2 separate regions of the Homo sapiens genome follow, and region 2 is linked to region 1. A link is a loop called in an ENCODE intact Hi-C map of the cell type or tissue named here. Cell type or tissue: mammary epithelial cell. All regions are shown on one strand. Links, peaks and the distances in the headings refer to the core of each region. The heading gives the core; the rest is flanking DNA. Region 1 overlaps LOC105370512 (a long non-coding RNA gene). Region 2 holds the start of LINC00520 (long intergenic non-protein coding RNA 520).

The links. A loop is a pair of places that touch in the nucleus more often than their neighbours do. Peaks named below come from ENCODE experiments on the same cell type or tissue, not always from the same donor. Only the 100,000 strongest peaks of a DNase experiment are listed, where the experiment ranks them.
Region 2: a loop joins it to region 1, with 14 times the contacts of the local background. A loop is called at or near these places in 1 of 110 quality-filtered maps.

What each region holds. Positions count from the first base shown.
Region 1 is chr14:56,042,789-56,051,369 of GRCh38, forward strand. LOC105370512 (a long non-coding RNA gene) reads left to right here. Exons shown (of 4, transcript XR_007064183.1): 3 at 1,385-1,502; 4 at 2,976-4,750. Among named protein-coding and RNA genes, the nearest start is that of PELI2, 71 kb to the right of the region's middle. In mammary epithelial cell, for the core only: no CTCF peak of the experiment used is centred there; no DNase peak of the experiment used is centred there.
Region 2 is chr14:55,793,176-55,801,756 of GRCh38, forward strand. LINC00520 (long intergenic non-protein coding RNA 520) reads right to left here and starts at 3,499. Exons shown (of 3, transcript NR_026797.1): 1 at 3,428-3,499; 2 at 193-281. In mammary epithelial cell, for the core only: no CTCF peak of the experiment used is centred there; a DNase peak (open chromatin) is centred at 3,576.

The DNA.
Region 1 (8,581 bases), core at 1,422-6,421:
GCAAATCGAGGAAAGGGTCTGAGCCTTTGTATAGCCACCACTACCCACATCCACACCCACACTCATGTTCCCTCTTCACCCTATGCACTGACCAGCCTGGGAGGGAGAGGACATAACATCGGGTGAGGTAACTCCCTTCAGCTCTTGGCAATTTTTAAAGGGTAACTTTGCTGTGACCCTTCAGCAGCCAACACCGCAGGAAGCTGAGGGAATGAGGGTCTAGATTCTAAAAGCAGGATTTGGGTGCTGTACCACAGCATCCACTACACCACATGAAGGAGGAACAATTCATACAACTTGACTTTAACCTTTTGGTTTGCTATATCTCAACCAAGTGCTATAGGTTCTATTGCAGATGCTCGTTGACTTAACAATGGGGTTACATCCCCATAAACCCATAAGTTGAAAATATTGTAAGTTGAAAATGCATTTAATACACCTAACCTACTGAACACCATAGCTCAGCCTAGCCTACCGTAAACATTCTCAGGACACTTACATTAGCCTATGGTTGGGCAAATCCTCTCACACAAAGCCTATGTTATAGTAAAGTGCTGAATATCTCATGTAACTCATTGAATACTGTACTGAAAGTGAAAAACAGAAAGGTTGTATGGGTACTTGAAGTATGGTTTCTACTGAAGACGTATCTTTTTTGCACAATGGTAAAATCAAAAAATTTTAAGTTGAACTATTGTAAGACAGGGGCCATCACCATCTGTAGTGGATCCTAATTTCAGGGCTGAACAAGTTACCTGTGGACTAATTGCCTAGGGTTCTTCTGTGGAAATTGGAACTACTATATGAGAAGTAGCCATAATGGGAGAAAAGAGTCACCTAGATCTGTTTTAAATTGAATATCCATGAACAACCTCTTAACAAGGCTTATACCACTTTAATACAATAGGTTCCCAACCCCTGTGACTTTCTCCCCTAGGGTCAAAAGAATAGCTCATTCACCTCTTGCCTATTGCATTTATCTTGATTCTCCCTGGGCAAGAAAGGGGAATCAATCTGGCAATTATGTGGACAATGAAACTCATAGGATTTTCTTCCTATGTACTGAAAATGAGAAATTAGAAGGATTATATCATATCTGTACTGAAAATGAGAAATTAGAAGGATTTTGCCTCAGTATTGGAACTTGTACATATCTTGCTTCTTCATGGTATCATAATATAGCACACTTGTTTCAAATCTGATTAAAATCCAGAAGTAAAAAATGTGTATTAATTGATCCATGCATTTAGGTGAATAATAAATTGAATCCCTAGATTGATTTTTCTGGGGAAGCCTGTAAAGTAAGAAATCTTGCATTATTTATCACTGATCAACCAATGTAATGTTTAAGGTAGCTGAACTGGTGTCCATTCTGTCTCCCCAGGGAGAAGAGCAGGCTTATTTAAGAGAGATCAGATTTTTTTATACAGTATCAGATTTGTACTCCAAGTCTTTCAAAACTTGACAGAAGGGTCATCCAAAGCTGCCTTCCTGCTTTCCAGGTGAGTAAACCTGAGTAGAAGGAAAGACAATTCCTCTGTAACCTTAGAAAGAAGACAGTAGACCCAAGTGAAACCAAGTGTATTTTTACCAATCAGATGAGTCATTTTTCCCACAAGGTTAATTATCGTTAATGACTAATTAAGGAGTCATGTGAAGTATTTATCTTGAATAATGTGGATCCATGTGGTTTGTGCTATTGGATTTTAGCTCTCTGCTGTGACAGCGCTCTTCAAAACACCATATTGAGGTTAAATCTCTTTGGTACTATATGCTAGGGTTGTGAAGCCTGAGGACATATTTTACAGTGACACTGGCCAGGTTTAGCCTGGCTTTTAGCTAACTGTGGAGCTAGAATTATTCTTGTTCATTTGAGGCTTCCAGCTTGGAATTTGAAGATAAATGAGTCAGTTCCATCTATTCTCTAGCAATTAACTGATAATTGGGATGTTTAATCGGAAAACTGACTTGAAGGACGTTAGCCTGATTAGATGCGTTGGCATGAAAAACAGGTTCTACTCCTAGTTCATCTACATTCACATGCTATATTAACACCCTAACTCCAGATCAAACCCAAATCCAGCTTGTTAATGAATATCTAAAAAATAAATGAATACTTACAAAAATGCTTTCTGGAAACTTAATAGATTTAGAAGCCAATCTTCTACAGACTACTTGAGTCACTAATATTTATTCTACAGTTACTTACAGCTCACCTACTTAGGGCAAGGAAGGTGCTTATAGGTATGTAAACATTAATAATGTAGCTTTTGAATTCAAGAAGCCTAAGTCAACCTAAGTTTTTCTTAGAGTATAAATCAAGGTAAATAACACCCTCAGTTTCTTCTCTGAAAATCAGACAACCACCCAACTTCTTGATCCATACCATGAAGACACAATGGGCATGCAAGGTTTGTACCAAAATAATCAAGACTACACCTGTATTAGGGTTCTTTAGAGGGTCAGAGCTACTAGGTATATATAAAGGGGAGTTTATTAAGTATTAACTTACATGATCTCAAGGTCCTGCAATAGGCCATCTGCAAACTGAGGAGCAAGGAGAGCCAGTCCAAGTCCTAAAACTGAAGAACTTGGAGTATGATGTTCAAGGTCAGGAAGCAGCCAGCATGTGAGAACGATGTAGTCTGTGAGGCTAGGCCAGTCTCTCTTTTCACATTTTTCTGCCTGCTTATATTCTAGCCATGCTGGCAGTTGATTAGATTGTGGCCACCCAGATTAAGGGTGGGTCTGCCTTTCCCAGCCCACTGAAAAGTCAATAGTTAACTCTAGGCATGTATTACAGTTACCTGGAATGTTTTTAAAAACATAATAATGCCTGGACCACTCCTTCGCTGTGTTAAATCAGGATATCTGAGCATGGGAACTTTGCATCGAGATTTTTGAAGCAGCTTAGAGATTTTAACATGTTAAGAAATGCTGACAATAAGCAAATACAATTTTATTTAACTTTAAAGGTATGAATCCAGAGCTGCAGTCCATAAGGCCATAAGAAATATAGGCATGGGTATAAAGGGACATGGAAGCCAAAAAGCCATCATCTGGCCATCTGAATCTGGCCCTGCAATTGTCTCTTCACTCATGAATACGTGATTTTACTTGCCAGCAGAAACAGCTGACAGAGGATAGCCTCTGCCTCCCATCTGCCTTCCAACCAAGCAAGTATCATTTGATGACTTTTCACCTCTGCAGAATAGTACGACACCATAAAAGAGGGGTGGAAATGGGGTTGAGATCTACAGCCTAAGTATCCCTCACTGACTCCCAATATAGCCAGGTGATTTGACTGGTTATTTATTCTTGGCCTCCTTCAAGGTTTTCACCTGACCCACACAAACCTTGGTGTCCCCGAGGTTCTATCCTCAGCCATGGCTTTTCTTGCCCAACAGGCTAACGGATGATTCATACTTGGAGATTCGTACTTGGGAGATCACCTCCATTCTCTCGCCCTCAGCTAGTATTTAACTCAATATCTGTAGCTAACACCTCTCCCCTGAACTTCAAATTAATATATCCAACTCTCTGCCAGACAGCTCCAGTTAGATATTCCAGGTAATGTGAAGTCAACCTATCACTAAGGCTGTACTTGTTTCTCTTCTTATTGCGATTCCAGTTACTATGAATGTCACCATCATCGACCCAGGCACCCAGGCTGCATTCCTCAACTATATGTAGAGCTCATTCCTTTGCCTCATCTCTCATATTCGCTATCCAAGAACTACCTGTTTTGTCATCTAAATCTTTCTCATTCATCTTGTCCTCTCCAGCCCTGCTACCACTGTCCTAGTTCAAGCCCCTGTCGTTTCCCACCTAGATTTCTGCAGCAGCTTCCTAGTTGATTTTCCTAGATCCAGTCTTCAACTCAGCTCTGTCTTCTGTGTAGTTGACAATGATGGTATTATACACAAGCTTGATTACATCAGCTACCTGCTCAAACCTGTTCCATGGTTCTTCAACACCTGTTGCAATGGCCTTAAACTCTGCTGCACATCAAAATCTATATAGAGTCTATTATAAGGCATTATCTTGGGAGCTTAAAACTATCAATACCTAAGCCTCACTTCAGACCAATTGAATCAAGTCCCTAAGGTTAGAATTTGGGAATCAATATTTTTAAAAAGCTTCCTAAGTGATTTTAATATGTAGCTAGTGCATATGAGGCCTGATTCTGTGTTGGTTGTCTGTTGCTACCCAACAAAACTTTGTGCAACAACTCAGTGGCTTAAAAAAAATCATCATTTTATTATATCTCACAGTTTTGTGGATTGCAAATTCAAACAGGGCTTGTCTGAGCAAGCATTTTAACAAGTCAACAAGTCAACATTTTAACAAGCTCCTCAAGTAATTCCTATCTACAGTGAAGTTTGAGAATCAGTGACCTATAGGTCAAAGTCTAACATGCTTAAGTTATTTGAGGTCTTATTTTATCTGGCACTGGCCACACCTTGTCAGCTTTAACACTCTTCATTTTTCCCCCTGGACTTTAAGATTCAGGAACACTAACTAACTTAGTTTTCTGCACTTTATTCTCCATGCTTTCGTTCATTGGTCTCTCTGTTCTTTGTTGTTAGACACCAACAAAGAAAATGTAGTAAACTTAAAGACACAGCAATTGAAACCAAAATTAAACAGAGAGAGAAAAGACTAAAAAAAGAAAAGAAAAGCAGAGCATCAGTGAGCTGTGGGATAATTTCAGGTGGCCTAATATATACGTTTTAGAGTCCAAGAAGGTGAGAAAAGGAGAAGTGAGTAATATATATATATTATTATATATATGTATTTATATATTTATATATATATTTATATATAAAATTTATATATATAAATATATATTTATAAAATATTTTATATATATTATATATAATATTTAATATATATAATATATATTATATGAAACTTAATGACCAAAATGTTTTCTATTTCTTGCAAATTATAATTGTACCATTTCAAGAAGCTCAATAAACCACACACACACACACACACACACACACACACACAAATGAGGAAAATGACACTGAGGACATAATCAAATTGCTTAAAACTGGTGATGAGGAGAAAATCTTAAAAGTGGCCAGGGAAAAAAGATACATTATTTTTAGGAAAACACAGGTTAAAATTTGCATTTAGTCACTAGAAACAGTGCAAGCCAGGAAACAGTGGAACAACATCTTTGGAGTATTAAAAGTTAACAAAAAATTCTGGAATTCTAAACTAGGGGTAGTTCAGAAATACTTACCAAAAACAAAGACTTTTGAACATACAAAAGCTAAAAGAATCCATCACCAGCAAACCTGCATTTCTATGACATTAAAGAAAGTCTTCAGGAGGAGGAAATTAGTCCACCAAGTATCAGATGGAAATCAGAATCTACATATAAAAGTATGAGGCACACCTGTAAATATAGCAAATATTTTTCTTATTTTTAGTCAATTCAAAATAAGTGGCCATCTAAAACCAAAATAGTAACAATGTGTTGTGAGGTTTATAACATATGTAGAAGCAAAATGTATGAGAACAATAGACAAAGGCCCAGAGGGGAGAAATGAAAGTATACTGGTATAAGGTTCTTGTACTACATGTGAAGTAGAATAATATCACTTGAAGGTAGACTGTGATTAATGAAAGATATATTCTGTAACCCTTAAAGCAACCACTAATATAAAACAGAAAAGGTTGTAACTGCTAAGCCAACAAAGAAGAAGAAGGAGAAGAAGGAGGATGTGGAGGAAGAGGAAGAGGAAAGCGGAGGAGGAAGAAGAAAGTGAGCATAAAGCCTGGAAAGGAAGAGGTAAAACTTGTCTTTACTTGCAGACAACATGATTGTGTATGGAGAAAATTCTACCAAATCTCCAATAACAACAACAACAAAAACAAAAACTAAAGCGGCATGATATGAGGTAGATAATTTAAAAATCAGTTGTATTTCTTTATACTAGCAGTAGACATAAATTTAAAGACAGTACTATTTACAATAGCATCAAAGATATAAAATATATGGGGGTACATTTGACAAAATATATGCAGGACTTTTATACTAAAACTAAAAAGGATTGTCAAGAGAAATTAAAGAAGACCTAAATAAATGGAGAGATACTGTGTTCGTGGATCAAAACACTCAATGTTGTTCATCTATCAAGTTGATCTATAGATTTAATGCAGTCCCAATGAAAATTCCAGCTGGTTTTTGAAGAAACTGACAAGCTGATCCTAGAATTCTAGAAGATCTTGAATGACCAAAGAAACTTTGAAGAAGATTCTACCTTTTTAAGAAGGTTCCTAGACATGATGCTGTTGCTAAGCCATAGACCACATTTTGTGTAGCAAGACAATACTGTATGAATATAACTAGATTTATATGTATCAACATAGATATATCTTAAAATAGTAGAAGGAAAAAAACAGTTTCAGAAAGATTTGTACAGTATGATAGCTTTGATGTCAAAATGTAAAAAACACAGAGTAGTACTATACATTGTTCACAGATACAAATTTAAGAGGAAAAAAGATTAAAAACATATACGTGGAGCTCAAAAAACAGGAAAGGTTGATTGTAAGAGGAAAGAAAAGGGAATAAATAGTGCTGAAGCGGGAAACAAGAATTTGCACTTTAACCCTAATTATATGTTTTATTTATATTAAAAAACCCTGAAGGTAAAATCTAGAAGAATAACATTTTTTTCCTTCTGTTGGATGTGTATACAGAATTTTATAGCATAAGGTAAACTTTGACATATTTTAAACTTATAAAACAAATGCAAAAGGAAATTCATTTCCCTTTCCAACCTATTACACATTACAACTTCTATAATATTAATAGTGCCAGATCCAACCTATTACACAGTTCAACTTCTATCACAACCTATTACAAATCCAGCCTATTACACAGTTCACCTTCTATAATACTAATAGTGCCAGAAACCTCCACACCCAGTACAAAGGTGGTATGTTGTTACTGGACCTTGAAGACAGCCTCACCAAAGCCTCACAAAATACAAGGTAGCATCAGATAATGTCTTGGTAGAGACCCTAGCACACTCTCATTTTTGTGGCCTCAGGCTCCCTAAGCGAATGCCACTTTGCAATGATATTTTCTTTCTTTAGTCATCAGCTTGTGCTCTAGTGTAGTTGAAATTTATGGACTATACATGTATATGACTGATGCAATTTGATTATAATGTGATATTTTGCATGTAGGTGGCAATGCTATGCTTCAAATGCAAGTGTGGGAATAGCTGTAGCCATATGATGTTAAAGGGTGGGATACTTTAGCCTGGTCACATATGATTTGACAAGACAGTGCAGCCTTCATGCCTGGCTGCTCTCTTTCAGAGACAGGTCAACATTAGCTGGCCTCCTGAAAGGAAGAGCTCCAGAGCAGTTTAAGGAATGAGGATAGTCCCTAGTTTGTATTACTATAGTTGCAGCTCCTGAGACCTTTTAAATTCAGGTTATTTCTTCCCTCAAATGGATAGAGAAGGACCCAACTTCCCAGGAACACATAGGCCGTCAGAACAACTCCTTCCTCACAGCCAGATTGCATTGAGTCCCACCTGAATTGGTGAGAAACTTTAGCCCTTTAATTTTATATGAATCCTCCCTCTTCCCCCAACTCGGTAATGGGAGGACAGTGAGTGCCATTAAAGTGTGGTTGTTTTTGATGTCTACTCTGAGTCTGTGCTTTTGTGTAGAAGAAAAAGGTCACACTTCACTTCCGGAATTAGAGAATGGATCTTAACCACACTGGGAGACTTAGTTGGGTGCAGGGCTCCCCTCAGCTGTGATGAGGGAGCCTCGGCTTATGATCCAGCCTTCCACTTACTTATCCAGCCTCTGCAGTCAGTGTCAAGCCCAGAATCTGCAGTCTGGGCCCTGGCAGGTTCACAGAGGTGCCCCTCTAGAAATGGAACTTGGCCCTTGTCCCTCTAGGCACCTGTGAAGGTGGGAATCCATTGCAGTCATTGTTGGGGAAACTGGAATGATGCCACTGTACCTTGAGGCCAGAGATCTTGTCACCACTCTGGCAAAAAGAGAAGAATGATCTTCTGTATTTTGCCCAAACACGGAGGCAGGGAAAGAGAAGGAAGAGTTGTCAGGAAGGGTTATCGAGCCCGAAAGTGCTGCAGTGCTTAATATACAGCCATTCAGTTTCACAAAGCTAAGCTTTGTTTCTACAACAACACATGCTGTCACCTGCACTAGGTCGGGATGACTCTGGTATCACCTGTTGGACCATTTCTGAAATCCCCTTCCATTCTGGTTTCCTGGGCCAGACTCCTTGTTCCCTGTGATAACTTTTCTCTGAAGACTTGAATGTCCTTCTGGCTCCCATTGAGATCAAGCCAGCCCATCAGACATGGCTGCAATTCCCAACAGTGGACAGGATCAAGTCCTTTGTCTTCCCCAGGAAGCTTCAGTCCCCTTGTAAATTAGTGGAAGGGAGAGCAAATGTCAAGGGGAGGAGCAGAGTCCAGTCCTACTTACCAGAAGCTTCAAGGGCTGGTTAGTGCCTCATGGAGACTCTGTTGTCAGCAGGTTACCCCTTGTTTCCCTTTGGTTTCCATTT
Region 2 (8,581 bases), core at 1,657-6,656, 250 kb before region 1:
ATGCAACTTTGCTGAGTGCTTGGGTATAATATATGGAAATTGCGAACAAAAAAAAAACTTAAAATTGATTATGAGATACATTTGCTCCTAGAAAACTTAAGCTTGTGTCAGTTTCACCCACTGTGTCCTGTAATGGCTGCTTCTTTCCTTGTCATCCAGCCCATGGCCATTTTGCAAGGACTAACTTATTACCTCTTGCCAGAGTGTCCTTCAGCTTTTCTCTTCCCAGGAGTCCTTGCCACCAATCTCTCTGAGACCCCAAAGAGGGAAAAACAGCTTCCCTAAAAGGAAACACAATTTGTAGAAATGAATTCCACCCACATGAAGGATAGTTACATTTACATTAATTGTGCTGAGTGATTTAACCTAGTGTGTGAAACCTCCTCGTTTCAGAATGGGATTTCAGAAAAGGCCATGAAAGAGATCTTTTTCTTGCCACACCTCTTACTCCCCCAAACAAAAGGACAACCTGACTCAAAAAGAAATATCAGCTATCATTCTGGAATGCAAAACTTCTTGTGATAATAAAGGAAAATACTATATCGTTCCCCTATGCTTTTGCTTTTTACCAATAGTGTTAATAACAACAAAAAAGAAATTCAGTGTCAACTAGAACACTTATTCTACCTATAGATGGGTGTAGAAAACCCTTGAGATGTGCCCTAAGATATAAGCAATAATGACCTCTAGGTGAAGAGTTTATTAGTTAACTATTCCTGTGTAAGAAATTATCCTAGAATTTAGCAGCTTAACACAACAAACATTTATTATTTCACAGTTTGTGTGGGGCAGGAATGTGAGTGTGGCTTAGTTGTCTTGGGGCCTCTCACAAGGCTGCAGTCAAGGTGGTCAAGACCCTTGATCTGGGTCTTAGCTTAAGGCTTAACTGGGAAAGGCTGTGCTTCTACACTTCGGTAGCTCAGGTACTGGCTGTTGGCTATGGGCAAGAGATGTTAGTTCCTTGCCATGTGAGCCTGTCAATAAGGCTACTTCCAACATGGCAGCAAGTTCTGTGTGTGTATGTGAGAGAAAAAGTGGTGGGGAGAGAGAGAGGGAAAGGTCATAGGCTTTTTAGTAGTCTAATGTGTTGGGGGTCCACAACACTCACCCCCTGGCTTTGATGATTCAGTAGGAGGACTCACAGGACTCAGCACATAGTCATACTCATGGCTGTGATTTATTACCGAGAAAAGATAAAGCAAAATCAGCAAAGGAAAAAGGTGCATGAGGTAAAGACCAGAGGGAACCAGGCACAAGCTTCCAAGTCCTCTGACAGTGCAGTCACACAGGACAAACTTTACTCCCCTAGCAGTGAGCTGAAACACGTATGAGATGTTTGTCACTAGACAACCTCATGGAAGACCCAATTCCCAGGGTTTTTATTGTGGGTTAGTCACATTGACACCTGATGTCTAGCACATACCCATATTCTAGATTTCCAGAAGGAAGGCTGATGTTCAACATAACTATTGTTGGCACAAATAGCTTAGGCAGAAAGTGAGTCCTTCTTATCAGGGCATGGGGGGAACCCTTTCTCATGAAATGCAAAGGCCAGTCTTGAAAGCAGGACTGTCTAAGGAGAACAGTCTCAGGCCTGCTATGTTAACTCTTTTCTGCACACCTAATCTTAGAAATGACACCCATTGCTTTTTGTGTATTGTGTTCCTTAGAAGTGAGTCACTAGGTCCAGCCCCAGGCAAGGGGAGGAGCTTACAGAAGGACATAAATGCTGGGAAAGAAGTGTCACTGGGGGCTGTCTTAGTGACTATCCACTACACGGGGTGATTTTACTTTTTCTCATTTGTATTTTCTGTTTTTCTCTCTAATGATACGTAGTACTTTTATAGTAAGAAAAAGCCAGAAAAACATAATTATGTATACAACTTTGGTGGAAGAAAATTGGGCTTCCTGTTGGTACCATCTGCACACGTAGGTGTGGGTTTTTATGGTGTAATAATTCTCGATGGTGTTAGAGATGGTGAAGTTACCTATGAGGAAACATTGGAATGTTTCTAGTTATAAGGATAAGTGCTGGATTTAAAAAAAGTTTGGTGTTTTTAACAGCAGCAACAGTGGTAGAGGAGCTGAAGTTGACAATAATTTGCGAAATGGCAGGATGTGGAGGCTAAGGGAAACTCACCAGGCTCCAGGAAGCTTCAGACCAAGGCAAATATTGTGCCTTGACATGTTTGTCAAGAAACCCTGCAGGTCATTGTTTAATGTATGTCAATGTGGGGACAGCTGCAGGGACAGAATGAGGAGGTGTGTAGAGGGTGGAGGATGGAGCAGAGCACTTCTACCCTGGGCTGTGTGTAGGGGGCGAGTGGCAGGGTAGCAATTTCACTGCTGCTCTGAAGGGAAAGAAGAGATCTGGGAGAGAAGGATGAGGTACCTCTTCCCTCTCTGCTTTTCAGCTCAGAATTTCAGAGAGGAAGGGACTCTGGCCTGGGAGAGGAAGATGAACCTATCATATAATGACTGAGAGCTGTTGCCTGCTGGTCTAGTGTTATGGTAGTAAAGATGCCACTAAACTTCAGAGGTAGACAATGGCACAGGGACTCAGGAGTACCCTTGCTGTCAGGCATCAGAATCATGGACATTTTATGAGAGAGAGGTGGGGGGCAGGGGAGGAGAAGAGCAATGCATTCAGAAGGTCTCCTCTAGCATCCACAACACCCCACACTTGTTTCATCTTTCTTCCTCACAGTCATTAAAACCTTCTAATGCGCTATTATTATTTGATTATGTTTGTTTTTTGTCTTTTCTCTCCACCTTGATATAAGTTTTATGAGGACAGGGATTTTGTCTGTTTTGTGTCTGTTGTATAAACAGGCACTCAACAAACATTGTAAAATTGAATTAAAAAACACATATGCTAGTACTTCCCATTCATTGCCTTGCTCTGTTGCTTATTGGTATTTAAATAAAACTGCATGTGTTTGCCTTTTAACTTTGTGAATTCATCTGTAGAGCTCCATGAACTTTAAAACAGATTTGTCAATATTATAAGTAAAATAAGCTAGACACAAAAGGCCACATATTGTATGATTCCATTTATATGAGATGTCCAGAATACACCAATTCATAGAGACAGAAAGTAGATTAGTGGTTGCCACAGGCTGCGGGGCAGAGGGAGTAGAGAGTGACTGCTAATGGGTATGGGTTTCTTTTCTGGTATAATAAAAATGTTCTAGAATTAGATAGTGATAATGGTTGCACCACTCTGTAACTATACTAAAACCCACTGTAGGAGAGAAAAGTAATATACTTTCCTCATCTATTGCAAGGTTCATGACTGACACTCCTATAACAAAAGACAGATTAACAAGAGAAAAGGGTAACACATTTGTATTAGTTCTCATGCTGCTAATAAAGATATACCCAAGACTGGGTAATTTATAAAGAAAAAGAGGTCTAATGGACTCACAGTTCCACATGGCTGTGGAGGCCTCACAATCATGGCAGAAGGTGAAGGAGGAGCACAGTCATATCTTACATGGCAGAAGGCAAGAGAGCTTGTGTGGGGGAACTGCCCTTTATAAAACCATCAGATCTCTTGAGACTTAGTCACTGTCACGAGAACAGCATGGGAAAAACTCGCCCCATGATTCAGTTCCTTTCCATTCAGTCCCTCCCATGACATGCGGAGATTATGGGAGCTACAATTCAAGATGAGATTTGGGTGGGAACACAGCCAAACCATATCAGCATTTATTCAACCAAAGTTTTATAGGACATGAAAGACTTCAGAAATGAAGAACCCAAGACTCAGGGAAAAGTGTCTATTTTTGTGCTTAGGTTTGATGAAGAATGGATAGTCATGTAGAAGTATAATTGGTCAAAAAGAAGGTGTGGCCTAATGGTAATAAACTGAGGGGAACATAGCAAGGCCTGTTTGTTCTTTCCTCTGGGCATAGGGCAGGACACCTGTTACATGAGGGTCTTATGACCTACTTTCAGGGAAAGCAGGTCAAAGAATTCTCTTATGGCCAGCTGTCACACAGAAAGGAAGGAGAAGGTCTGAAAATGGCCTTCTTGTTTCTGTTTTCTTCCCAATTTCCGAGGCATTGTATTTTGCAGTAACATGTCCTGAATCCTGATGCCACTGAATTGTGTACTTGAAAAGGATGAATTTTGTGGTATGTGAATTATATCTCAATAAGATTGTTACTAATGACCCACAGATTTGTCATTAATTTCCCATGAGGTAAAGGCAGTTGTTTCTTTCCACAGATAAAACCTAATAATATCTTTCTGCAGATATATCAGGTAGCTTGTTGGCCACCTGATTTTTAACTCCTTACCATCAGGTGATATTAGGCAAGTTACTGGCTTGACTCCTGGGGCCTTATTACTCTCCTTTGAATAATTAGCACACTAATACCTACAACTAAGGGCCATGTGGGAGGTCAAATGCATTGGCCCATGCGTGAAGCCTACCACTGAGCTTAACAGATGGACAATGAGCTCAGTCCCTATCCTTTCCTCCTCCTACCTTAGAAGACCTGTAAAGCACCTGGGCCAGTGGCAAAGCAAGTTATTAGAATCTGATCACTGAGGTAGGATCCATTTCCTGGCATCTGAAATAACACATCACCTCTTGAAGCCTGTTTCTCTGCAGCAGTTCAGCATGCTTACGTTCATTAGTTGTCACAGAAAGTCCTTGTCACTTGCTCTTCGTTCTCATTAAAATCCAGAGCACAGGCTTTATGACTATTACTGAGTGCAGACAGACTCCTCCATGGCTTCCTGTTGGCCGGGTGGCTCTGCAGCCTTTCCCTCACACACAGCAGTGCACTGGCAGATGCTTCACCGCCAGTTCTCTGGGGGATATATATATTCCTGATTTGTAGCATGTGCCAATTTTCATGGTGTAAATACTCCCACCATGGCTAATTTCAAGCTACCAATGTGATATTACCGAACACAGAGTAGGGAGGAGATGGGCACAGCCAGCTCTCTCTCAAGATGTGCAAATGTGCCCCAGCATACCGCTGCCTTTGTGGGATAATTAAACCATCACTGCTTAGCAGAGCTTGTAGGCAGCTACTAGACACAACTGCTTAGAAAGAAAGGGGTTTCCTCACATGAATTTTCACAGCATGGCACCTCTGCTGGGGCTTCTGATTTCTGAGAGCTCAGCATGTAACACACAAAATTATGAGCTTGAAGCTAGGGTTGAAAATCTGCACAGGGATTTAGGGAGGAGGTGAAGAGGTGGTTAAGATCCCACAGTAAGCCTGTTTTGGAGCCGTATGTATTTTCACCATGTGTGCACTGGTGTTGGAGACAGCACATTCAGGTCATTCAGAAAGCATCAGACATTATGACTTGCAGCCTGGAAGAACTGAGTTTATGCATATTTGACAAGGTCAGAATCACATAACTAAGGTCCAAGGATTACAGGATGCATGATAAAGAGGAAGGCAAAGGTGTTTGGTGAGTTGGCAGCCTCGTACACAGAAGCTATGTAAACCCAAACTAAGGAAGCCCGCAGTCCTCTGTTGGGCTGGCCCATCCCCTTTGGGGTGGCAGGTTAAAGATGGAATGAGTTTCTGAGAGCAAAAACAAATACTGATTGAGGTGATTATGGAAATGATTTTGAATGCTGAGGCTGTTTAGAGACTGTAGGATGGAATGTGGAGGTGGACGTGTGCTGTTGTTTGCTTTGAGAATCATCTGGTTAAGGACAGTGGGTTGGTTAGAGCAACCTACCTTCTATAACGAACAAACCCCGGTGATTTCATACAAACACTGTCTTTCTCACATAACAGTCAAATGCAGGAGTTTCTTGTCTGGCTGGAAGCGAGGCAGCTCTACTTCAGGTAATCATTCAGAGATCCAGGTTGACAGTGCTGTCTTCAACGTATGACTTTCAATATTTCACTGTCAACAATATCAGCCAGCAAATAGGGGAGCAGCAAGGAAGGAGAGAAGGCATACCTACTTTTAAAAAGTATTTAATTAATTATTTATTTATTTTTAGAGACAGAGTCTCGCTTTGTTGCCCAGGCTGGAGTGCAATGGTGCAATCATGGCTCACTGCAGTCTTGAATTCCTGGGCTCAAGCAATCCTTTTGCCTTAGCCTCCTGAGTAGTCAGGGCAACAGGTGTGTACCACCTAGCTTGGCCCATTTTTTATTTTATGTTTTGTAGGGACTGGGTCTCCCTATGTTGCTGAGGCTGGTTTCAAACTCGTGGCTTCAAGCAATCCTCCCGCCTCCGCCTCCCACAGCACTGGGTGTCACCAAGCCTGGCCTCCTATCTACGTTTTAACCACATCTGTTCCATTCACATTTCTCTATGGGCTCCCTTTTGCAACAGGAGCAATTCTTGAACTGAGTGAGCATTAATTGAAGACTCTGTGCCTTTATGACAAGTTCTGTGACTTTTCAATCATTGAGTAGACTCTGGCTGGGCAGCCGCTTCCCAAGAAAAGACCTGCATTACAGAGGGGAACAAAATCTTTGGTGGGCAGTAAGCTCTGTCTGCCATAGATAGGAGCAAAATGTGCCCAAAACGGTGCTAACCAAGAGTTTTCTTTTGTTAAGACTATCTGTACTTAAACAAGCTGGACAAGTTAGCATTTTATCTCATATGTTTCCTTTCAGAGGAAACTTCACATTAGTCAAGACAGTGTGGTTCTATGTTAAACTGATAGGGCCTGGTGAATTGCCCTGGGTCTCTCCCCAGCAGGGCGGTTCTTGAGGGTGTGGCCTTTCAGCACTGGGGGAGCTATTAACTGAAGGCCCCCTGCCCTTCCTTCCATAACAACTCCTCTGATTCTTAGTTCCTGAGGCTCTTGTTAAATCCACTAATTTACTAACTCACTGCCCTTGGGATTTTAATTGAAACCAGCATGAGTAACATGCTTTGGCAATTATTGGGACAAATAAAGTTTCATCCTTTACCCCCAACTAAAGTCACTTGCTAAGGATTCAAACCTATTCCATTTCTTTTCATGCCCAGAGATTTCTAGATTTATTTCCTCAGACTCAAGCCTGGAAGACAATGAACAGTAGATTAACATATTGAAAACTGATGTTTTGGCCAGAGAAAATATCTGTTCCTCAGTGTTTTGCATATGTAGGGGCACAGTGATCCACTTCATTTGTTCTCCTCATACAGAAAAGCAGACAGTTAATTTAGCTTATGGCAATCAGTGTAGATGTCAGGCAAGTGACCGGGCAAGACTGTGGTGCTGATTGCAACAAACAATGGGAGAGAAGGGCCCGGCCATGGCTTTGAAACTGCCTTTGCAAAATTATGATGGTGAGAGAAATCTGACATGGCTCATTCCATCTTGTTTCTAGCCTTACAGGGTGGTTGTCTTTGCTCATTCCTGGGTGTGGGCCAAGCTGACTTTGGGAGAAATTTATAGTTTAAATGATAATAGCCCTTCCACAGAACTAAACTGTTCTTGTAAAACTAATGAAAGGGCCACCAAGTTAGGGGGATGAAAAGGGCTAGAATTACCAGCCATTATCCTGCAGCTCATAAGATTTGCAACTTCCCCAATTACTCTTGCAGATAACATCACTATTGTAGAACCTAGGACTGGCCTTTTGAGATGTCTTTTCAGGTTTTTGCATTTCTAACAATGGGACGGCCCCACCTGGACCTGCCAACCAGTCCTGTGGCCCCCACCCAGGAACTGACTCAGCCACAATAGGACAGCTTCAGTTCTTATGATTTCCTCTCTGACCCAGCCAATCAGCATGCCCCCTACCCTAGCCCCTTGCACACCAAATTATCTTTGAAAAAAACCCTAACCTATGAGCACTTGGGGAGATTGATTTGAGTAATAACTGTCTCCTCATGTCAATTGAACTCTTTCTTTACTGCAATGCCATGGTCTTGGTAAGTTGATTTTGTTTGTGCAGCAGGCAGGAAGAACCCATCGGGTGGTTATAGCTTGCTTAGGTGAGCACTGTGCAGAGGAGCATGAGTCATCAGCTATCCCCAAGATATTCACAGCTCTGTTCAAATGTGAAGATTGGCAACTTCATACTTTTCTTTTGATGATGTTCCAAAAGCCATTTGGTGGGCTTTAATATTTGTGCCCAAGATAGTCATTCAGATGAAACCTCCTTTGCAAAAATTGTAACAGTGAGAAAATTAAGACAGTGAAAGAGACCTGACCTAACTGACTCCATCTTGCCTTTAAACTCCAAGCTGCCTTTGTTTATTCCCGGGGTAGGCCAAGCTAACTTTGAAAGGAATTTAGTTTATAGTTTAACTTTGAAACAAAGATGATAACAGCCTCTCCCCAAACAAACTCTCTCCTTGCTTGGTGTATTAGTCTGTTTTCACAATGCTATAAAGATACTACCTGAGACTGGGTAATTTATAAAGGAAAGCAGTTTAATTGACTCACAGTTCTGCATGGCTGGAGAGGCCTCAGGAAACTTACAATCATGGCAAAAGGGGAAAGCAGGCATGTCTTACATGGCGGCAGGTGGGAGAGTGAAAAGCCCAGGGGAAACTGCAATTTATAAAACCATGAGATCTTGTGAGAACTCCCTGTCATGAGAACAGCAAAGAGGAAACCACCCCCATGATCCAATTACCTCCCACCAGG